Linked DNA regions of Mus musculus: region 2 is linked to region 1. A link is a loop called in an ENCODE intact Hi-C map of the cell type or tissue named here. Cell type or tissue: gastrocnemius. All regions are shown on one strand. Each heading gives the region's core, and the rest is flanking DNA. Links, peaks and the distances in the headings are about the cores only. Region 1 holds the start of Gm39173 (a long non-coding RNA gene). Region 2 holds the start of Gm32052 (a long non-coding RNA gene).

Region 1 (11,912 bases), core at 2,714-10,713:
AATACATTAAACACACCTCTTACTCTGATTACAATTCAGGATCCATTGGAGTGATATGAAACGAATACCACCAGACTATTCCTTGGATACCTCCCCCCCCCCAATAGCTTTTGAACAATCTTCTTCATTAGTATTTTATCTTCCCAAAAGTCACTGTAAAAGTATCAAAACGGGTATTTTAAAATGAAGTTGGAATGTGCACCCCTAAAGCTGGTGGGAGAGCCAGTCACACAGTATGTCCACTTTTGCCCTTGGGGAGGCAAATCAGAGTTTAAAGGTGGCTTCTGTAATAAAAGATAAGTGTCACAGAGTTCTGACGTCTCTCACAGCCTACATTAGTGTGTTAGCTACTCACAACAGGAGTTGTTTGGCACAATCACCATGCACTGTAAAAGCCGACCCCGTTCACACTGAACAATGAGGGCGACACATGTAACCATGTGCAAATGTGTATCTCCCCAGAGGCCCACCTGTCTCATGTGCTCTCCCACTAGCCTGGAGATGCTTCCGTGGTGTCTTTACGTCTGAAAATGCTCAAAATCTCTCACGACAAAATTTAAACAGGAACATGCCAGAAACTTCTGTCCCATATTCCATTATCCCAAGCATATTCAAGTTCATTAGTTTCCAGCATCGTTTTTAAAATATTTTCAGCAACTGTAAGTCAGCCTCTGACGTCGCCATGCTCCTGGGTCTATAGTAACACTGGGTGATGAAACAGTAAGGTGGTCTTGATGTGAGCAGTGTGCCGGCCCCGCCACCACCAAAAGCTCCACCCTGCTATGCAATGGCTGCTAGAGAAATAAAGCAAGAATCACAGCATGGATTTCCCATTACCTCGAAAAAGCAAACACAGCCAGCTGCGATAGCCTTGATGTTCAGTTGGGCAAACTGGCCAATGTGAGCATTCCCTCGGGGCTAGCCTCAGACACTCCTCCCCTGTGTCTATTTATGTTAAAATAACATGGGTAGGAATTGAGTCTGGTACGGTGTTACCCCCAAGCAGTGAGTCCACGGAAGTCAGACAGCTGTGACAGCCCCAGGAAACCATTAGCCAATTTCCAAAAATTTCCTAACAACCTACAGTGTTGGGGAGCACTGATCTAGGAAAGGGGACAGGTTGACGCTGCTTCTCAGTCACCTCCCATTCTCCAGCTTGATGCTATTCTTTTCTTCTACCAAGTGTCTACCAAGTTGGGTCAACTTCCTAAGGGGTGGGACCAAAAAAAGAGTCCTTTCCAACACTGAACCCCTCCTGGCCAGATCCTCTGCCTATAACACAGATTGCCTTACACTGTGAGGAATCCCAGCGTTCACACTGGTCAGATGTGTGTAGCATCCAACTCTTTCAGAGAGCCTGCCCACCCTTCTCCCACACGGCTGTGGCTGAGACCCCTCTACCCAGCGCACTGCCCACCCTGCATTGGGCCAGGATTAACAAGTCAGGTTCAGCTGCCCCCAGTGAATGCTACCTATGCTATCATTCCAACTATATAAAGCATGCATGTGTATAAACTAGGATCAGAAGGTATACACAAATGTTGTTTTAAATATTTAATATAATTACTTCTAAACTTCGATATTGCTGATCTTGTTGCTTTCAATAACAAATTAAAAAAAAAAGTATTCTGAGACCTGCAGAATGGCAACGCAGGTGAAGTCTAGTGGCCTAAGTTTGACCCCAGGATCAATGTGAAAGGCCGGATGTTTCTGCCTGCGTTTATCAAGACATTAGAATTGCCTAAAATATTCCAAATAATTAACAAGAATATTATGGGGTGGGGGAAAGAACTGCCTAAGAACTTACCAGCCGGGCAGCCTGGAACACACACACACCAGCAGAAACAGGACAGGAAGAAGAAAAGGACAGGAAGAAGAAAAGAAAGTTGCTCTCTGGTCTCCGTCCTTACACTACAACACCTATACTCACACATATCACACACACCCACACACTTTACTGGGGAAGGGGGGCTGTTTGATTCATTTCCAAATAGCTCGAAAATCAGTATTGACAAGAATTTTTTAAAGCCACTTATAATCTCTCATTGTGAGGCAGCTGTGATTTCAAGTGTTTTATAACTAGCATACAACTGAGGAAGAAAGAGGCAAGCACCTTGCTGCAGGACTGCATGGCGCTAAACAGTGCCAAGATTAAGACTCTTCTCTAAACCACTGCACATCATACTCAACTGCACCACACGTCAGAATTAGCTGACCCCCCTCTCTACCTGTGGGGCCCTAAACCACTGACAGTTCGCAGGACGAAGCATCTCACCCGCTGCCATACACTCTTGGCTTTGACTCTTGGCAGACCTTGTCACTTAAGCGAAAGTGCATCTTAGCCTGTACTGTAAAAGAAAGGGGAAGTGCAGAGGGTTTAAAAACCGACATCAGTGAGACAACTCTCATTGCCGACTGCCGAAGATAATCGTGTTTGTTTGGGAGTTATTTTCTAATTACAATTAATAATGGTCCATGTACAATGAGCTTCATTAAACAAATCTTGTCCTGCTACAAACAATTAGTAGGAAAACAACAGAAACCAGAACCCTTATTAGTAAGACAGATCAGGAATAAGTAACGACATCTGGGAGCACGCATCCTTTCTCTCTCTAATTAGTCCTGGCAGTCATGGGCTTAATTATTGCTTTCAGATATTAATCTTAACCTGCATATGAATGACTGAACAATGCTCCAAGATTAGAAATAAATGGCACGCAGTCTTCCTGACCCCACCACATGCATCGCATCTTACGGTCTGTCAATCTTCTTCATGATGCCCTGTGTTTTGTAGCTTTTTTTTTTCAACTGGCGACTGAAATTCTAGAACAGAATACTACACACAATAGCGCGGTTTCCTGGTAAGCACTCACCACTGAGTCCACTCAAATAGTCACATTTCCCCACACTTCTACCTCACATCCTCTCTATAGCCACTTCCTTCCTGTGTCTACATAAACTGCACAGGAAACTGATTCAGACTAATGGAACACTAATAAACCAACTCGCCTACTATTTAAAAGGAATTTATCTTTGTTCCTTTTCAGATATGAGGTCACTCAAACGGGGGAGAAAGTCCTGATGTTGGTTCCAAGGATGTGCAGTGCCTATCAGCTGTCCCCACACCTGAAGGTGTAGGAAAACCTTCTAGCTTCCCTCTTTGCACCCTGAACACCAGTCTTGCCTGCATATTCCCTAGTGCTCAGTATTGCTACTGTGAAATAGCTTAAGCCAGGACCACCAAATGATGTAAAAATCATCACTTAACCCAAAATATATTTTCAATTTCAGTAAAAACTTAAAATGTATTCCGTTTACTAACCTAGAAATAAAATAGCATTAATATTTGCCTAGAAATGCTTGTGTATTATTAAAAATATATAAACCTCCAAGAATGATAGCACCCACTACCCCATAAACAGTTCCCAATTATCCAAATGAAGTTCATCTCTGCTCAGCAGGATGAAGTTACTAAGTGTGATTCATCTCCGGGCAACTCTAATCAATTAGTAATGACTCCCAGAGAACTATCTGTTAGGCAGGATTCTGGGGCAGAGGACAAATAGACCAGAATGCAAGTAGAGAGTGTGGAGCACAGGCTACATGTCTATGCCACCCACGACAGTGTAGTCTGATAGACGTGGTGGCGATGGCTCTCTTCTGACCCCAGATGTCATGCCCAAGTCACCCACTCACTATTAATGAAGTCTTAATTCAACTCAGAGGCTACCAAGTTGGTGTTAATATTAGCTCAATAAGACAGTGTACAGCCAAAATCAGCCTGCTGAAGAATCCCAAAGCAACGACTGTCACCATACTTTACAACTGGCTTTTCTCCTGATGATGACAGTAGGAAGCTCACTGCTCATTCTGGCCTGAATGCTGAATTCTCACGTGCTTTTCTTTATATTGCTCATTCTGGAAGAAAATAACATTTTCTTGGTTTTGACTTTTGGTTTTTGTTGTTGTTTTGTTTGTTTGTTTTTTGTTTGGTTGGTTTTTTGGGGTTTTTTTCGAGACAGGGTTTCTCTGTGTAGCCCTGGCTGTCCTGGAACTCACTCTGTAGACCAGGCTGCCCTCGAACTCAGAAATCCACCTGCCTCTGCCTCCCAAGTGCTGGGATTAAAGGCGTGCGCCACCATGCCTGGCCCTCTTGGTTTTGACTTTATATATAATTTATGGAAGGCAGCTGAACATTTCTGTGTTTTGCCTTCCAGGATACTGAATAGTAAAACCACCCCGCCCACACCCTAGGCCCCTTGGGTAACATTAGCCTGCTGCTGAGTGTTGAGCCAGAACACACACCACAGGGCTCCTCACTGATGCAGGCCAGGAGTGTGCCCAGGGCAAAGGACCCATCCACAGACACGCAGTGCAAACTCCTCAAGTCACCACTTACACACCATTTCAATACTAAAATAAGCACACACGTTTCTTAAAGGGAGACAAAACTGGACGAATCTTTCTTTAGAAGAGTAGGAAGGCGGAGTTTAAAAGAAGCTTGTTCTTAATCTAAAAAAGCCTGTGCACGTGTGTACGCGTACACACATACACACACACCCTTGGGGGCTCTCTATTCTCTGCATTAAGATACTTGGGTGAAAAGGCAGTGCCAGACAACATTGATCCATTCACAGGCACACACACAGGAAGACAAGTCTGCAGGAGGGATGTCCAACAACAAAAAGTGTATTTGGGGCAGCAATTTTTGTTTACTCTAACTACTCAGCTACTCGTGCAGCTGTCAAACAGCAATAGCAAACATTTATTGAGCACTCAGGCACAGGCTTGCGGAGAACATCCTAATAGGGGCCCCATCTGTCCCGTGTCCCTCCCCGATAGATACCCATACCTTCTGCCCACTTGTTTAAATCAGCACCCTTCAACCTACAGGGCCTACCCCAGGCATACGGCCTTTCTGTATCCCCTTCCTGGCATGCCTTGTGCTGTGCCTCAGCCTGCCTGTTGAGAAGGCATCCCCTACTATCATCCACATTGAAGCCAGGCCTCGCTCTAATGAACTGCATACATGTCGTCTCTGAGCCCACCAGCAGTGCTTGTCATGTGGATGAATAATACTTGCTATTTATTTAGAAAGATCTAACATAAAGGCATCACGTATAATTAATAAAGATATCAAAACTGTACCCCCACACGATAAACCCATCACCGTCCACAGAAAGGTGGACTCACAGGTGTCCACAGCACACTGGCATGTGTACAAGTATCAAGGAAAGACCTTGAACAAGATCAACACAAATGCGAACCCAAGGCTTAGTGAAAAATTACATATAAAAACATTGAGCTGCTGAGGCAACTCAGCTGGTAACAGTGCTTGCTGCCAAGCCTGCCAAATCTAGTTGTCAATCCCCAGGGCCCAAAAGGTAGGAGAGAGTCCCTTGGGTGGGCCTGCGACCGCCACATGTCTGATGTAGCACACACGGACACACATATACACAGATAAATGTTTGGAAATTGAAAATGGCCCCTCCCTGAGAGGCACCAAGGAGTTCCTTCCTCCACCATGCACTGTCGCTACGCCATCCCACGAGGCAGCAGGATGTCAGGGCCTGAATTGCACATCCCCTCCTGAACTCTCAAGGTGACTCTGATTACAAACAGGCTCTTTAAGTAGAAATCCAGGCTAAACTAGGGCCTGTGAGGAGTCCCTGGCCAAGCAGAACAAGGTCCTTATAAAAAAGAAACAGCCGAGAACCACTGCCCTTCACACAGAGGGCAGTACTGTCACAGTGGTGGAAACAGACTATCACAATACTTACCACTTCTGTGTGAGTCTAAATCTTCCTTCAAATAACGATGAAAGCTCTTCCTGCCTTTCTTGGCCTGCACCCCTTAGCTACAGTCTCCCACAAAGTGGCCTTCTCCAGTTCTTAAAGAATGAGCCAGGAAGAGAACAAACCCTGCAGGAACGACCTGAAAAGATCCCAGTCCTACATTAGCAATCCTGACTCTGTGGGTCTTCGGCAAGGCACAGAGCATCCACTCTTAGCAACCTAGATGAGTCTAAGGCAGGGTGGACCCTCAGCTGTGTACCCCTGAGCAACTCTGCCCCCTACAGGTCACTCTTGGATTGAGCATCTATGTGCACTGGGGGTGCAGGACACACAAATGTGTGAATGTCTCTCTGTGTGTACTCTTGGCATAACAAACTCTCCCAGCAGGAGAGGCAGGGTCGGGGTCATTCCAGGCTCAGAAGCAAATTTAACAGTCTCAGTGGCTAAAAATGGCAATGTTCCCATCTTCGTCCCCACAGTGGCCCCTCCGCCTGTACACGGGACTGGTTCTGTCATCATTCAGGAGCTTCAGCTGATGGAGACAGGAAATAAGCAAGTAGAAATGAGTCTGGCCTATCGGTAAGCAGTTGGTATTTACTAAGAGGAAAGGTACACAGCTGACAGCAGGAGAGAGCTCGGGAGCTCAGCCTTGTCCACCGTAGGGATGGAACTTAACTAAAGGAAGGGAGCAAAACCATCACAACTCAGCCCCTAAAACCAAGAGTCCCTGCGTGGCCCTCGTACACCTCCTCCAGCTGACTCCATCAGACCCCCACACAACTGAGGTGAACCCCAAATACAGTAATCAGCTGTGCTCCCCACCCCATGTCAGCTCTTAGAATACACGGAACACAAGGTACCAGAGTCAACTCATGCCACCAGTCACTACTGTAGTGCCTGAAACGGCCCACAGTAGAAATGCATACACAGAGACCATCCCCAACTGCAGGAAAACCTTTGTGAGCTTGCAAGAAAAAAGATTTGGATCAGGAGCTCAGAGCAGAGACAGTAGAAAAGACAGGCAGGGCTTAAAGGAAGGTTTTCACCTAGACAGGGTGTCAGTAAATTAGAGAGTTACAAGTCAACACATTTCCCACACAGGTCCCTTCAGCTTTCCCTGCTGAGGGCTGTGGCACTACCTTGTGCTGCAGCTGAAGAGAAGTCACAGGTAATACTTAAACAATAGGAACTCCTGTGCTCCATTCAAATGTCACTCAAAAAATAAAGGCCTGGGCTGGAGAGATGGCTCAGCGGTTAAGAGCACTGATTGCTCTTCTGAAGGTCCTGAGTTCAAATCCCAGAAACCACATGATCGCTCACAACCATCCGTAATGAGATCTGACGCCCTCTTCTGGTGTGTCTGAAGACATCTACAGTGTACTTACATAAAATAAATAAATAAATAAATAAATCTCTAAAAAAAAAAAAAAAAAAAAAAAGGCGGCCCTGGGTCAGATCTGGTTTACAGACCAGTCTGCTAAGCCCTGAACTAAGCATGAGTTTTCCTAATGAGTCTAGGACTCCACTCAGAGCGTGAGCAAGGTGAGAAGCCTAAAAGCAATCCCTACCACCATATCTGGATGCTGAAGACCAGGCTCTCATTTAAGAACAAACTGGTAGAAAACCTCCCTAGGCTTAGGGGCCAGGCAGGGAAAAGACCATCCCAAACTTAAGCCCCAATAATTAGTACAAATTTTTAATTAGGTCTTATACCTTGATTTTATTTTCAATAGTAAAAAACAAAAACAAAAAACAAACAATAACAACAATAAATAACAAAAACAAAACCCACAACTACAGAATTTGATTCCAAAAATCCTTTCTGAAAGAACAAAAGATGGTCAGACCTGAAAGAATTAAAACAAAATCCCACTGAAAACAAAGAACACAGCAGACACAGTGAGACAAACTTCTAACTCAAAACACAAGGATGGGGCAAGAGGAGCAGAGGTGGTAAAGTGATTGCTGCCTTGCAAGCCTGAGGGCCTGAGTTCAAATCCCAGAGTACATGCGAACAGCCAGGCATAGTGGATGTCCCTGTAATCCCAGAACTGAAGTGCTGGAGACAGGCGGACCCCCGGGGACACTCACCATTCTGCCTAGCCTAGTTAGTGTGTCCCTGGTCCCAGTGACACTTGGTCAAGGGGGAGAGGGGTTCCTGAAGAATGACTCCCAAGGTTGACTTCTCACCGCCACACACAGCGTGCATACCCATATACAGACAGACAGACAGACAGACAGACACACACACACACACACACACACCAAACCCTGACAAGAAGCAAATGTTAAGTACAAAACAATAAAACTCCTGAGTGACAGCTCTGAAACCAGAATCCATCTCAATAATCAATGGCACCTTATAATTAGCCACTTTAATATGAGTGTGTGTGAGTGTGTGTGTGTGTGTGTGTGTGTGTGTGTGTGCATAACCCTTACATCAATGGCTTTTTCTTTTTTGGTTTTTCAAGACAGGGATTCTCTGTGTAGCCCTGGCTGTCCTGGAACTCACTCTGTAGACCAGGCTGGCCTTGAACTCAGAAATCCGCCTGCCTCTGCCTCCCGAGTACTGGGATTAAAGGTGTGCGCCAACACTGCCCAACCATCAATGACATTTTAAATGTGGAAAAATAAGGCACTAGTGAGCTGAAACCTAACAAATACAACAAAAAAATAATAATTCAAGACCAATTCAAGTTCTTCCAAAGAACACAAGGTCAACTAACACTGGAATATGAATTGATATGTTTATTATTACTCAGGCCTCTCTCTTTCTCTTTATACACTCTCTCTCTCTCTCTCTCTCTCTCTCTCTCTCTCTCTCTCTCTCTCTCTCTCTCATGAGTATATCAAAAAGAAGAAAACCTCATGATAAAATTCAGCAACCATTTGTTTTATTTTATTTTACTTTAAACTGTCTCGTGGTGTCCATCAGTGGCAGTCGTGACAGTTTGTTTGATTCTGGAGCAGGGGCCCCTTCCTAGACCAGGGAAGGCTTGGGACGGACACATGTACTGGTGACAGATCAGCTGAATCAACCCTGCCAATAAAGCGGGTGGCAGATGTCGGGGTGGATCAGCATCATCACATCCACAAGATGACTTCCTGGACCTGGTAGTGATGCCCACAAATACCTGTGTAGGCTGACAGCACGCCCTGTGGGATTTGGACCAAACAAAGGCGCTCATTATTTCTAGCTCAGTCCAACCCTGTATTCCAGCTCTGAGCTAGAACTGTACGGCAATGAAAAGAAGTAAAAGAACTAAAGGAAAGCAAGAAAGAACAGAGAATCATTATTCATAAATGGTATTAATGTCCTCACAAAAATAATCCAGGGGCTCTCTCTACCCAATGTCAAGATTTCTAATAAAGCTGAAATACTAAAGAAAACGTGACATTGGTAAAAGACTGAATTAAACAGACTAAAGGAAATGTAACAACAACAACAAAGGCAGATACACACGCACACACACACCCACACACAGATGAACATGTGTAGAAACGGTGTTGAAGCCCATCACTCCTCCCAGTGACAAGGCTAGGCATTCCAGTACGTGGCACTGAAACCAGAGCCACAGAACAGGAAAAGAAACTCACCAGAATGCAACACCCCAAAACTAAGTCCTGAAGAGTTACTGACCCAAATGTGAAAGATCAATCCTCAAATCTGTGCAAAGAGAATACAAAACACAAGATTCTTGAGCAAGAAAAAAGAAAGAGACCAATCATGAATTAGAGGTTGGATAAGTCTGACTGCACTTAAGACCAAAACACCAGCACCTCAGGGCTGGCAGGGTGGCTCAGTAGTTTAAAGGGCTCTCTGCTCACTGAGGAGGGCCTTAGTTCAAGTCCCAGCACCCACATGGTGGACCAAAACCTTCCACAGCTCTAAGTCTAAGGGACCCAACACCCCCCTCTGACCTCTGGTCACCAGGCGCACACATAGTAAACAGATATACCTGTATGCAGGTAAAACACACATAAATAATAAAATCTTAAAATTAAAAAAATAATTCTAAAAACCAAAATGTAACTCCATAAAGATGGGAAACAAAGAAGAGGGAGGGAGGGAGGGAGGGAGGGAGGGAGGGAGGGAGGGAGGGAAGGAGGGAGGGAAGAAGGGAGGGAAGAAGGGAGGGAAGAAGGGAGGATAGAAAGGCCAGAAACACTGGGCAGTGGTGGCACATGGGCAGTGGTGGCACACACTTTTAATCCCAGCACTTAGGTGGCAGAGGCTGGCGGATTTCTGAGTTCGAGGCCAACCTGGTCTACAAAGTGAGTTCCAGGACAGCCAGGGATACACAGAGAAACCCTGTCTTGAAAAAAAAACAAAAACCAAAACAAAAACAAAACAAAGAACAAAAACAAAACAAACAAACAAACAAAAAGCCCAGAAACTAGAAGATACTTGGAGCATAAAGAATTTACATGGGAAATTTCTAAAGTGTATAAGGAACTTTTAAGAATCAGTAAAAGTCTGGCAATAATGGAATAAGCAAACAAAACCCCACCCAGGAACTGCAAGGGAAAGGACCAAATGGCTACAAACAAGATCAGGCTCAGCCCCATTCTCAGAAGAATCTCTGCCTCTAAGTAGTTAAGTTTGCTGAAATGGAAGGTTTTAAGTGAATCAGGCATTGGTGGCATATCTGAGCACTCTTTTTACAATGTGAGGCCATAAATACTTTCTCTCCATTTTTTATAATTCTGTGTTTTGAGCTTGTCGTCACCTTGTCTTAATTTCTGTACATGTTGTCAACGTGTCTTTCTTCAACTGTCCCCACAGTTCAGCTCTCAGTCTGCCCACGCCACACTCCGCAGTTGTGTGGTCCAAACTCATAAGCATCCATGAGCGTCTTCTGTTTGTATGGACACATGGCTTCCTGGAGACTCCTGACTGCTACAGCTTCTCAAACAAACACCGAGTCATGGCTGGAGAGTCCGACCCGCAGCCTTCACCCTTCCTTCAGAAAACTGGTTTCTCTGTCCCAGCTCATTGACGCTTGCTTCGCACAAACATTTTAGAGTCAGCGTGTCCCTATGTACAAGAACTCCTGCAGCTGTCGGGAGGTTTGTTTGGGGATGTTTGAAGTACGGGAGCAAACCCAGGCCTCTCACAAGCTAGAAAAGTGTCCCCCTCTGGGCTGCGCCCACAGCCCTGTGCTGGCATTTTCACTGGAGTTGAAGCAAATGGCTTTTGGGGAAAAAATGACCTTTTTGGAAGGTGTTACCTTTTCCCTATTAAGATGTACAAGGACTAGCATGATGCCTTTCACGAGGTTGAGAATCCATTCAAGAAAAGTTGCTCGATCCAGCTTAATGAACTCCATGGCCTTTGCGTGCCTGAGGAGGCACCGCCCCACACGTTCAGCCCATACTCTGGAGGAGATTGGGGCAGTTTCAAAGTGCAAACCCTAGCCCAATTTTGAGGGTAGTTCCAGTGGATCTCTTGGTTACCCATCTTGCCTTCAGACAGCCAATGAGGGACAAGGTAATGAGTGACATTTTAAGGAGCTTATTATTCCAGCTCACAATGATAGTGTCCTGTCTGTCTGTCTGTCTGTCTGTACATATGAGGCAAAGGCTCCAGTATCCCACTATGGCCTCAAACTTGTGATATAGGTGAGGATAGGATGACCTCCGGCCTCTACCTTCCTTCCGAGTGGTAGGACAGCCCACTGCGCTCCCTTGCCTGGTTTGCACAGTGCTGGGAATGGTTTGTGCATGCAGGGCGAGCAGTCCACTGACTGGGCTGTACCCCTAGCACCAGCCTCCACCTCACATTCGCTCAGAATTTCCTCCATTTATTTCTTAATAGCATTGTGACATCGTCGGAGCATGGCCCTTACGCATATTTAAATTCATTGCTTGGGATTTCACCTTTTGAAGCTCTTACAATGTCCACTTTCCATTGCCTACTGTTTTAATTCAGTGCCCGTGCTCCACCCGCAGGGAAGAAGAGTCCTTGAGCACACACAGGCGGCTTTCTTCCAGGGACCCATTGGGGATGCTGGCAAACACTACCCTCACCCAATGCCAGTCAGTACTAACTGTGCTCGGGATGGCAGGTGTCAAATCAGGGAGCCATAATGTGCCATTAGTCCAGCTTAAGGTTCC
Region 2 (11,912 bases), core at 1,963-9,962, 52 kb after region 1:
CATCTCTAGTGGAATCTGATGCCCTTTTCTGGTGTGTAGCTGTACATGGAGAGAGAGCACTCATATCCATAAAGTAAATAGATGAATCTTTTTAAAAAGATGGGCCTGGCCAGGCGTAGCGGCACATGCCTTTAATCCCAGCACTCGGAAGGCAGAGGCAGGTGAATTTCTGAGTTTGAGGTCAGCCTGGTCTGTATGGTCCAGGACAGCCAGGACTATACAGAGAAACCCTGTCTCAAAAAAACAAAAGTAAAAACAAAACAAAACAAACAAAACAAAAAAGATGGGCCTGGGCTATATAAAGATACTAGCTAAACAGGAGCCTGTTCGGGAACCAGAGAACGAACAATGTTCCTACACAATTCCTGATTGCAGACTCCTGCCCTACAGCCACTGCCACCCCACCCCCACCCCCCACCCCCACACACACAATGCTACAGAATTATATTAAAGTGTGAAGATTGCTCAACACCTATTCCTGCACTGGGGATCATGCGCTCATGAGTAGAAATGTGCTTACCCTTAACACACTTAGTGTAGAGGCAAATGCCTCGCTTTGTTAAAGATTATTCTCCTAGAAATAGTCTTATAGCTCTCTTGATCGTTGATGAGCGTGTGTAGACACATAAGATTCACTTATGGTAATTCTACAAAACAAAGCTCTATCTTTTCAAACTGTTACTCCTGTACCGGAGCCATAGGGCCTCACTCTGTAAGCCCAGGTTATCCTAGAACTTACTGTGTCACTTAGTTTGGCCTTGAACTCATAGCAATCCCTCTGCCTCAGCTTCCTAAGTCTTGAGGTTACCATGAACAAAGAAACAAATAGATTCAGCTACTTTCTAAGTAACCTTAATTTACAAATGGCCTTAATACTGTCCCGTAGGCATCCTGAGGTGGTGGCAACTTCTTCACAAACATACAGACCTGCTGTTCAATTCCTAGCAATCAGGTAAAGAAGTCAGGTGTGGTCTCCTGCCTGCCTTTAACACCAGCCCTGAGCAACACTGAGGGAAGCAGAGACCTCAGAGGCTGACAGAGGAGAATGCCTGACACCCTCCCCCTGCTTGCAAGAATCCACAGGACACATGCATGCATGCAACAGACAAACAGACAGAGACGTGTACACACACACACACACACACACACACACACAATGTCCTTGGAAGCTCTTTGTTGCTTCCTAAAAACAGAACCCTGGCAAGAGTATCACATACTTTGGGGTTATCAGGCTTTCAATCTCTTTCCATTTGAATATAAAAAATAAAAACCGATGCCTGTCGCTGATTCTGTTGCCTGTCTTTGAATCCCATTCCCCACGCCGGGCTGCCTTGTGTAGCCTCAGTGGAAGAGGATGCACTTAGTCCTGATGAGACTTGATGTGTCAGGGCTGGTCTGTACCCATGGGGTGATGAGGGGAGGGGTTTGTGAGAGTGGGACTAGGAAGAGAGGAGGGAGGGAGCCTGAGGTCAGGATGTGAAGTGAATAAATAAATGAATGAATGAAAAACATGTATGCCAGAGTGTTCTAAATGAACAGAATTAATTATATATTATATATTACATATCATACACACACACACACATATCACACTATGATGGCTATTTGGCTATTCTTGGTTGTCAACCTAACTACATCTAGAATTAACTAAAGCCCAAATGGCAAATGGCTGGGAACACCTGTGAGAGATTTTTTTTTCTTACTTAAATCTTTTCAGGTGGGAAGACCTATTTCTTCTATTTCTTTTCTTTTTCTTTTTCTTTTTCTTTTTCTTTCTTTTTTTTTTTCTTTTCTTTTCTTTTTTTTTTTTTTTTTTTTTTTCCGTTTTTCTAGACAGGGTTTCTCTGTGTAGCCCTGGCTGTCCTGGAACTCACTTTGAAGACCATGCTGGCCTCGGACTCAGAAATCCACCTGCCTCTGCCTCCCAAGTACTGGGATTAAAGGCGTGCGCCACCATCGCCTGGCAGGAAGACCCATTCCAATCTTTTGCTTCAAATCCAGTCTTCAGGATAAGATCAGTTTGGTCTCCTTTCCATGTTTGGAGTGCCCTTCTCCAACAGTAGGAAATCTGACCCTCCTCACCCCAATATGCATAAGTATTTCATCAGCGCCTCTGAGTAGACCCACCCCCTGGAACTGTCAATTTCCCTTTACTTGCTAGTTGTCCCTCTTACTCAGGTCTCTATGCCTCATGACTGATCAACTCCCTGATCAAAACCTTCCTTACAGGGGTTCCCTTCACCCCTCAAGCTCAAACTCCCCACACCAGGGCACTCTGCCCCATCACGTGGATGATCTATCTATCTTGTTGGGCTCTGACATTCTACCCAAAGCTCTTCTCCAAAGAATCCATCTTTACTCTGTTGATCTCAGCCCCGGTACAAGAGGACGTTTTTTGTTAAACCTGAACTCCGACGTAAACCTCAGGGTGCCCCCTCTGTGTTGCCTTCTGCTGATCTTTTAAGGCTCAGCTCTCTTGTTATAACAGTGTTTTCTAATCTAATGAACACAAGAGTATCATGGTGGACGTCTGCTAATGCAGGCTACTGAGCCCCATATCAGGGAAAGTCCAATCCAATTGGTTTGAAATAGGGCCTTGAGGTCTGCTTTGTCCACTGCAACTCTGGGTGCTTCTGATGCAAATGCTCAATGTGACAATAGAAGAAATCCTTTGTGTTTGTGTGTGTGTGTGTGTGTGTGTGTGTGTGTATGTGGGCCAGCCAGATGGCCCGGCGGGTATAGGCACTTGGTGCCATGCTTGGTGAGTTAGGTTTCATGGCAGAAGGAGAAAATCAACACCCTTGAGTTGGTCTCTGGCCTCCGAAGGCACGGCTCTCGGATTTTGTAGGCTCACCCACACAAACAAACAACAAATAAATGTTTAAAAGCCTTAGTGGTTTTTGGTTTGTTTTTTTGTTTTGTTTTGGTTTGGTTTTGGTTTTTCGAGACAGGGTTTCTCTGTGTAGCCCTGGCTGTCCTGGAACTCACTTTGTAGACCAGGTCGGCCTCGAACTCAGAAATCCGCCTGCCTCTGCCTCCTGAGTGCTGGGATTAAAGGCGAGCGCCACCATGCCCGGCGGGATATTGGGGGAGGGGGGAGAGGCAGGGTTTCTTTGTGAATTTACTCTTTGTGAATTTCACATCACCCCAATCCCACTCATCCCCCAGTCTCTCTCTATCTACCCTCCTGCCTTGCAACCTCCCCGCCAAAGAAAATTAAAAATTAGCCAGGTGATAGTGGCACACCCCCTTTAATCCCAGCACTTGGGAGGCAGAGGTCAGTTTAGTCTACAGAGCAAGTTCCAGGACAGCCAAGGGTACACAGAGAACCCTCTTGAAAAACAAACAAACAAACAAACAAAAAAAAACAACAAAAAAACCCTAAATAAATAAATCTATCTCACCATGGAAGCTGCCGTGTGTCACAATATACCTTTTTGCCCAAATAGTTCTACTTGCAAACATTCATTGCAAGGAGTCATTTGTCTGGTTCAAGGCCTCTGGCTTCTGCTACACTATCAACAGTGGATCCTTATCAGGACTCCTCTGGATATCCTATTGTTGCTCTGTGTCAAGCAGACTCTGCAGCCTTGGTCCTGCAGGACTGGCTCTTCGTGGGCTCCAGCAGTTCAGATGGGGTAGATGATGGAGTGAGCCAAGTCAAAGCCCCGGATGTGATAGCTGAGTTTGCCAGCCCTACAGCTTTTCTAGGACTGAGCCACTAGGGACAGTTCTCCCAGCTTTGCCCAGGAGAGAGGTGGGGGACAGCTCTCCGGCCTACGCTAGGCAGTGAGGAGTGGGTTTTGTTGGTGGTGGTGGTTTTGTTTGTTTGTTTGCTTGTTTGTTTTAAAAAATACCTGTGTGGGGAAAAATACCTTTCCATACTAAGTTGCTGAATCAAATAGTAAGCATATTTAATATTATGACTTGTATTAACCAACTATGTGCCAGAATGGCTGTGCCAATTCATAATCCCACCAGGAACGCGCACGGTGCATCGTCTCCATTTTTCTGATCGTTTCTGTTGTGCTTTCATTGTGCGCAGGGTGGGTAGGTGCCTGATGATATTTCATAATGGGCATCATCTTCTCCTTGGGCCTTAGTTTCTGCATATAGAATTAGGTCTTAGGTTATATCAGTTTCCCCAAATTTGCCCTGTAATGGAGCTCTAGGAATCATTGGTTAAAAAGCCTGGTCATAGGCTTTGCATTAGGCCATTCAGGGAAAGATAGCCAGAACACGTATATTCGATTGTGACCTTTAGCTTTTCTTGACTAAGGTAGATCCACGAGCTGGCTGGTTGATTGGTCAGCTTAACACAGGATGAAGTCATCTTGGAGGAGGGACCCTTAAACGAGAAAATGCCTCCAATAAGACAGCGCATTAGGAGGGAGAGCTGTGCGCCTACTTGATGTGGGAGGACCAGGGCCCACTGTGGGCGGAGCCATCCCTGAGCAAGTGGTGCTGGGTAGTTTAGGAAACGAGGCTGAGTGAGCCATCAGGAGCAAGCCAGTGAGCAGTGTTCCCCAATTTAACTGTGGACCACTAGCCATACATTTCTAAGGAAACAGCAAAGGCTGCCTGCACACAACACTTGCATAGTGTCCCGATGAGATAAGCATAAAAGATGGATTCAGAGCATAGCATTTGTATCTTTGTCAAGCCTAAATAGTTCAGATATTTTTTCCATTTTTAAAGGAATACTGTCACTTCAAAGATTTAAAATATTCCTAAAATGCCAAAGCCACATACCAATACTGCCCCACTGCTTTCTCCCTGAAAATATTAAAATGATGGAATGCTACATAGTAAAATAAAACCTTCACACCCAAAGGAAGATCGGGCTTGAAGTAAAATAATTAATAATAAGGTTTCCAACATAACAACAACAACAATAAAAGTGTTTTCAATATAACAAAAACATGTGCAGCTAAAACCAATAATAATGGTAAGAAAGAGTAAAATGGGTTCTTACCATGCTATACCTAAAGGGTGGGGGAAGAGGAAGCAAGCTGTGGCTAAAGGTTTGCCACAGAGGAACACGGATGCTCAGAGAATAAGTATTAAATGAATAAATGGGTTTTTTTTATACATTGTTCTTTCTTTTCTTTTTAAAGGATTTATTTACTTATTTTATATATGTAAGTGCCGTCATCAGACACACCAGAAGAAGGTATTGGATCTCATTACAGATGGTTGTGAGCCACCATGTGGTTGCTGGGAATTGAACTCAGGACCTTTGGAAGAGCAGTCAGTGCTCTTAACCACTGAGCCATCTCTCCAGCCCCAGGATGATTTTTCTTTATGCAGTATAATTATTTTTTGAATATTTTTTAAACAAATACTTTTAAAACTTAGTCATCAGGCTTCTGTTAACTATTGACAATTTTTACCAAATAAATCTGATTTAGACCTTTTAAAAAATTCAATTATTTAGCACTATACTATGACCAGTGCTAGGCTTTTTGTTTTTGTTTTTTTTGTTTTTTGAAACAAGAACAATATTTCATTGTCTGGCCCAGGCTATCCTGAAACCCACTCTATGTATGGTGCAGTCCTGTATCTGTGGCTATCCACCTGCCTCAGTCTCCTGAGTACAACAGTTTTGAAAAGCAAAGAAACTGAAGCTTCAGTAATTAAACGTGTGCAGCCAAGAGCATGCAGCTAGTAATGAAGCCAGGACTGAAGCAGAGGGAGCAGCCCCCATGACTGTGTTCTTAGCTGCAGAGAGCCAGGCAGGCAAGGAAGGCACATGGCAGGGCTTCCAGGCAACTGAGTTAAAGATGATAGAAGCAGGCTGTATCCAGACATGAAAATGTTGCAATGAAATTCACCAGTGTGTGTGTGTGTGTGTGTGTGTGTGTGTGTGTGTGTGTGTGGTGTCCACGTGTATGTACTTGGGTGTACATGTGTGTAGGACAGAGATGATACTGAGTACCTTCATTTATCACTTGTTGATTGATTTATTGATTGATTGATGATTGATTGATTGAGACAAGGTCTCTTGTTGAACCTGGAGCTCTCCACTTTTGCCACACTGGCCAGCGAGCTCTAGAGACCTGATTGCTTCCACCCCCAGTATTGGGTTTGCAGACGTACACCACTGTACCTGGCTTTTACACAAGTTCTAGGGCTCCCCAGTTCACGTCATGCTCATACATCAAGCACTTTATCCACTAAAGCCACCTCAGGGCTCTTGGAATAGCTTAGGCAATGAGATAAGGGATACAGAATTGGATTATAATCCGAGTCAGGTGTGATGGCTTGAGTCTGAGCCCTTGGCAGGTGGAGACAGAAGAAGCAAGGTTATAAGGGCATCCTAGATTACACAGGGAGCTCAAGGCTATCTCAGGCTATGACAGAAAACCCCCAAAAATAAAATTATACATGAGTTGAAATATAAAATATTGACAAAAAAAATGCCGGTGTGGTGGCACACGCCTTTAATCCCAGCACTTGGGAGGCAGAGGCAAGCAGATTTCTGAGTTCAAGGCCAGCCTGGTCTACAAAGTGAGTTCCAGGACAGCCAGGGCTATATATACAGAGAAACCCTGTCTCAAAAAAAAAAAAAGCAAAAATAAATAAATAAATAAATAAATAAAATATTGAGGTTGATTGCCTGAATAAGTGAATAGATGAGTGAATGAATGAATGAATGAATGAATAAATGAATGAGTAACAGAGGGAGAATCCTAACCCTTTGGCCCTTGAGTATGGCCTGGCGGTAGTGTCACTGTTGTTTAAAAGGAGTAACTTCACAGTAAAGAAGCTTGGCAAGGGGTTAGAGAGATGGCTCAGTGGTTCAAAGCACTAACTGCTCTTCCAGAGGTCCTGAGTTCAAATCCCAGAAACCACATAGTAGCTCACAACCATCTGTAATGGGATTTAATAACCTCTTCTAGTGTATCTGAAGACAGCGACAGTGTACTCATATACATAACATAAATAAACCTTAATAAAAGAGCTTCACAAACACTAAGCTACACAATCGAGCTTAGCGTTACTAGTGATAAGTCATAGTCCCCTGGTCCCACTGCAAGCTTTTCCCCAGCCCCTAACTCCAGTCTAATCATGGGAAAGCTTCAGCTAAGCCAGGACCGAGGCACAGGAACAGTCTACAAGTTAGGACAGGACAGACGACACCAAGGAGCCGACAAGACTGGGGTAATCTCAGTGGTATAATAACTAAGTGTCCCCCAGACTGGAATTTAGTGGAAGGCAATGCATTACACTTCTTACCAATGCACTAAATTTCTTACTGGGACAAATGGGTTTGAGAGCTTTTAGCATTTTGGGAGATGGCGTGAAGCTTGTACGTGAACATTCCACACCATAAACCACATATGCACGAGCATTCCAAACAAAGGCTTCACTAAGGGAAAATAACGTGGAGGGGGTGGGGAATCAAGGCAACCTCTGCAGAAGACTAAACGTCCCAGCAGCCTAAGAATGATATGATAGGACATCTCAGAAGATATCTTTAAATGTGTGAAGATAGTCCTTTCAGGAGATGGGTTAGCTTTCTACCTGCGATGATGTTGTCATTTATTGCTTGAGGTTTCTTCAAGGCCCTGGGTTCCTCTTTGATAGCTATTCAGTTTAACTCAGTCTGTACAGCACCGGTAGTCTCTTTAGTTCTATGGCTGTAAAGAAACACCATGACAAAGGCATCTTACAACAGAAAGCATTTAATAGGGACCTTGCTTACAGTTCCAAAGGATGAGTCTGTGACCTACATGGCACTGGACCAGTAGCCGACAGCTTAGAGCTTATCCATGAGCAGTAGGCAGAGAGGTCTGGGCTGGACCTGGTGTGTGATTTGAAACATCAAAGCCCATCCCCAGGGACACGCCTCCTCCAACAAGGCCACACCTCCTAATCCTTCCTCTATAGTTCACTAGCTAGGAACCAAACATTCAAATATGTGAGCCTTTGAGGGTCATTCTCAAACCACCGCAGGAAGTAATCTATGAACGCCAAGAAACAGAGGTCACACATACTATTTTGAAACATCATTTATTTAGTATATGGCAATAATCTGTATTGTATTGTATTGCATTGTATTATATTATATACAGACCCCATCAATTTTTTTTTGGTAAAATAATTATTACTAGCATTTCTTTTCTTGTTGGTTGTTTGTTTGTTTTTTGTTTTTCCAGACAGGGTTTCTCAGTGTAGCCCTGGCTGTCCTGGAACTCACTTTGTAGACCAGGCTGGCCTCGAACTCAGAAATCCTCCTGCCTCCCGAATGCTGGGATTAAAGGCGTGCACCACCACGCCCGGCTATTACTAGCATTTCAGAATATACACATGGACAGTGTTTTTTCTTCTCAGGGCCATGTTAGCTTAATGCTCTGACACTGAAGTACATCCCAAGTCTAGAAAAAAAAATTCTAATAGTACTAATTCTAAATAATTTTGTTGGCTTTTACAGTTTGTATGAGCTGACCATATCTTTTTAAAATCCACTATTCTTAAATGACTCTTTTGTGTAGGAATATACAATATATTAATTGAAATGGGAACAATCATGGGTTAATTGATCTAAAAATATAGTTCTAGGCCAAATTCCACCAGCTATTTCAGATATAAAGCCAAGGCGCATATAAATGCCTGTTTAAATTTGTCATTCAGCACATCTGTGCACCATCCTTAGATAAAACTTTTTGGTCTTAAAAGTTAAGCATTATGCAGAGGAAATAAAGTCCAACTGTTCAGACCGCTAAATACAGAGGAAACAGATGGTCTCTGACCCTCCATAGAGGCCAGAAAATTCTCCTGCCTATTTTGGCTCTTATATTGTAACTAATAAAAAGTCAATTCTTCAGCTATTTGTGGTTGTAAGCTGTATAACCTTATACATTAGATTACAGATTAGGTAGATAGATAAAAATATGATGCAACATTTGCGTACGCACACACACGTGCACACACACACACACACACACACACACACACAGAGTTTTGTTTGAGGCCGAGTAGAATGGCCTGAAATTCACTCTATAACTAAAGATGACCTTGAAGTCCTCTTCTTTCTGCCTCAGCCTCCTGTATACAAAGACCACAGACACATGCCACCATGCTGGTCCATTCTTATATTTTGATCTACCAAAATATCACAGACAATAGAGTAGGAATTTATAAAGCATTCAATAAGACAATGAAAGAGATTGAGCACCACAGAATTGATTTGGGCTCAGTGCCCAGAGAAACCTCAGACTGGGATGTCTGTGACTTAAATAGGTGCACTAGAGCCACTATAAGCGGTTCATCTTGGTGGGTTTTCAGTTAACTGAATAAAGGCAGACAGATATGTCATGGTACTGGTACTAATTTGCACTTGATTGTAGAAAGATTACCCACAACAAAGCCATTTTGCACACCAGTTTATATAAGGCAATGCAGTTAAAAACTATAGTTATCTAGGAGAGGATTCAGTCAGCTCTCAGGAATGACACCTGGGATTGTCCTCTGTCCTCCAAATGCATGCACACATGTGTTCTTGGATGCCCATGAGCATGCTTGTGCAGTGATAGTCATCCAATCACTTTCAGTTTCTTAGCAACCTGACTGTTCTTGGAGGAAGATTACTGCAAAATTTTATTGCTGTGTTCTGCTTTGGTTGCTCAGAGGAAAACAACAACAACAAAGACTTGACAAGAGATACCATAGATTCTCGGCCTCTTTTGAGAAGTCCAAGCTGCAAGCTAGTGACTCTCACCACTGAGGGAAGAGATGGTTTCTTCCCTGTTCAGTCCAGTCTTTTACCCTATTGTTCTTGAGTGGTGAAGACCTTTGCCACTCTGGCTTCACACCTGACCTGAGTCCCTGGAAGTGTGCAGATCCGCGGCCACCCACATGCAGGTACGCTGCCGAGAGCTGTGTAGAGCCGACATCCCTTGGCTACAGGGAGAACCTGAGCAACCAAAACCTGCCATATTGCTTCCTTTTCTCTTTTTCTTTTAGTGACACGGAGGTAATACCTGCGCACACATACATTTGGACTATGTAGAAACGTGGCTGTGTATTCTCCTTTTTCATTCTTTTTCTGGTTGTTTTTATTTTTGTGCACACGTGCCTGACAACTTTTCTTAGGAACTATTGATTACCACCTTATAGCTGAGGAATTTTTATACAACCCTTGGTCTATAGACATACACATCAAATAATGATAACTCATTTATTTTTAAACAATTTGTTGGCATACATATCATCTTACCATTTGTTCACGATTAAAGGGAATTTGTATGTTAACGAGACGTTCATTTAGCTTTAAATCAAGAACGACGTTTTAGCTGAGTATTTAATTCTGCAGGGCACAGAGCATCGTCAACATTTTTCATAGTTGATAGTTTGATGTTAGAGCTGGCAAAGCCGAGTGTGCCACTTTGCATAAATCCATAGCACAAAAATCCCAAGAGTGTGTTTAGAACCACTCAGAAATTGTCGGAAATTCTGTCCTAGTCTCAAGAGAAACTTTATTTAATAATTTAAAAAATGAACCTCAAATCAGCAACTCCAAGACCTTTTAAAATAAAGCCTTTTAACGCAATACAATCACAGAAATCCGCGCGCTAATCTTTTACCTGCTAAGAGGTGGCGTAGGCAGGAGAGACTTTGTGTACTGTAATTAAAATCATTTATGTTCCTCCTAAGAGCAGAAAAATTTCTAAGCCCAATAAAATACCGCAACCAGGAACATTCAACACACAACCAGGACTGTCCAACACTCTAGTCTGGTCTGAACTGTTTAAGGCAGCAGCGGTGAGGCTAGGGGGCGACGCATGCGCAATGTGCTTCCCCGTGTGACGTCACAATCAAGGCTGCAGAGAAGCTGTACTGAGTAACAAGAGCAAACACTGCTAGAAAACATCTTAGCATTGTTACACAATTAGCTTTGTTGCTGTTGTGTATTCAGAAACTTTTTACTGTTGCCAAATTTTCCACTGTGCCTACCCATCATCCCTTAGCTTCAATTATGTGACATAGTGTCATGGTCTACGTGGGCTGGGGCTTAGGGAGAATCCCAGAGTCTAGGGTCGCGAAGATCTTTGTTGGGTTCCTGGTTGTATTGGATTAGCTGGGCAACCCTACAGCCATCTTCCTGTCCGGTTTTCCATTTCTCAGCTACCCTATTTGTTGTGTAGATATTGGGATCTGGTAATTGAGTGTGTCTGACACAAGGCATCATTTAGAATTGGTTCGTCTTCCTCTGCCCTTATCTCCCATCCGCTGATGGCCTTGTCTTTCTTTGCCATCCCTCTTTTTATCTTTACTGCAACCAAAACCCGCAATTGTTTGAGGAAAAAAAAATAACGTTTGTAAGTCTTATTACTGTCATTGTGTGTGCGCGATGTGTGCGGGAGTGAGCATCCCACCACGCGTATGTGTGGCGGTGAGAGATAGCCGGCAACTACACGGAGTCCGTTTTCTCCTTCCGTTTTTACCTGGGTTCTGGGGATTAATTCGGGGGTCGCTAAGCTTTCCTAGCAAGCATCTTCACCTACTGAACCATCTCACTGGCAATATATTTTAAAATAGTTGACCCTAAACTAATTAATTGTTTTGTTTTTCGAGATAGGATTTCTTTGTGTAATTGGCTTGGCCTTCCTGGAACTCGATTTGTAGATCAAGCTGACCTCGAACTCATAAAGATCTACCTGCCTCTGCCTCCAGAGTGTGGGGTTTAAAGGCAAGCGTCAGTATGCCCAGCTGATTAATTTTCTAATTCAGATACCTCATGACATTGAACCTTTCACTATTTCTTGCAGTAAATGTTGAAAATTATAACGGACTTCTTCTTCTTCTTCTTCTTCTTCTTCTTCTTCTTCTTCTTCTTCTTCTTCTTCTTCTTCTTTTTAACTCCTCCCAATACTAAACTGTTTTCCTAATTCCTAAATTTGGGGATA

The links. Hi-C counts contacts between places; a loop is a spot of excess contacts. Peaks named below come from ENCODE experiments on the same cell type or tissue, not always from the same donor. Only the 100,000 strongest peaks of a DNase experiment are listed, where the experiment ranks them.
Region 2: a loop joins it to region 1, with 1.9 times the contacts of the local background. A loop is called at or near these places in 6 of 42 quality-filtered maps.

What each region holds. Positions count from the first base shown.
Region 1 is chr8:47,945,507-47,957,418 of GRCm38, forward strand. All of the region lies in intron 1 of Wwc2 (WW, C2 and coiled-coil domain containing 2), which reads right to left. Gm39173 (a long non-coding RNA gene) reads right to left here and starts at 4,105. Exons shown (of 3, transcript XR_870421.3): 1 at 471-4,105. In gastrocnemius, for the core only: a CTCF peak has its summit at 6,087 (motif pointing left); DNase peaks (open chromatin) are centred at 6,089 and 8,901; H3K4me3 peaks cover 193 bases.
Region 2 is chr8:47,998,346-48,010,257 of GRCm38, forward strand. Gm32052 (a long non-coding RNA gene) reads right to left here and starts at 11,207. Exons shown (of 3, transcript XR_378954.3): 1 at 10,590-11,207; 2 at 7,528-7,643; 3 at 3,894-4,348. In gastrocnemius, for the core only: no CTCF peak of the experiment used is centred there; no DNase peak of the experiment used is centred there.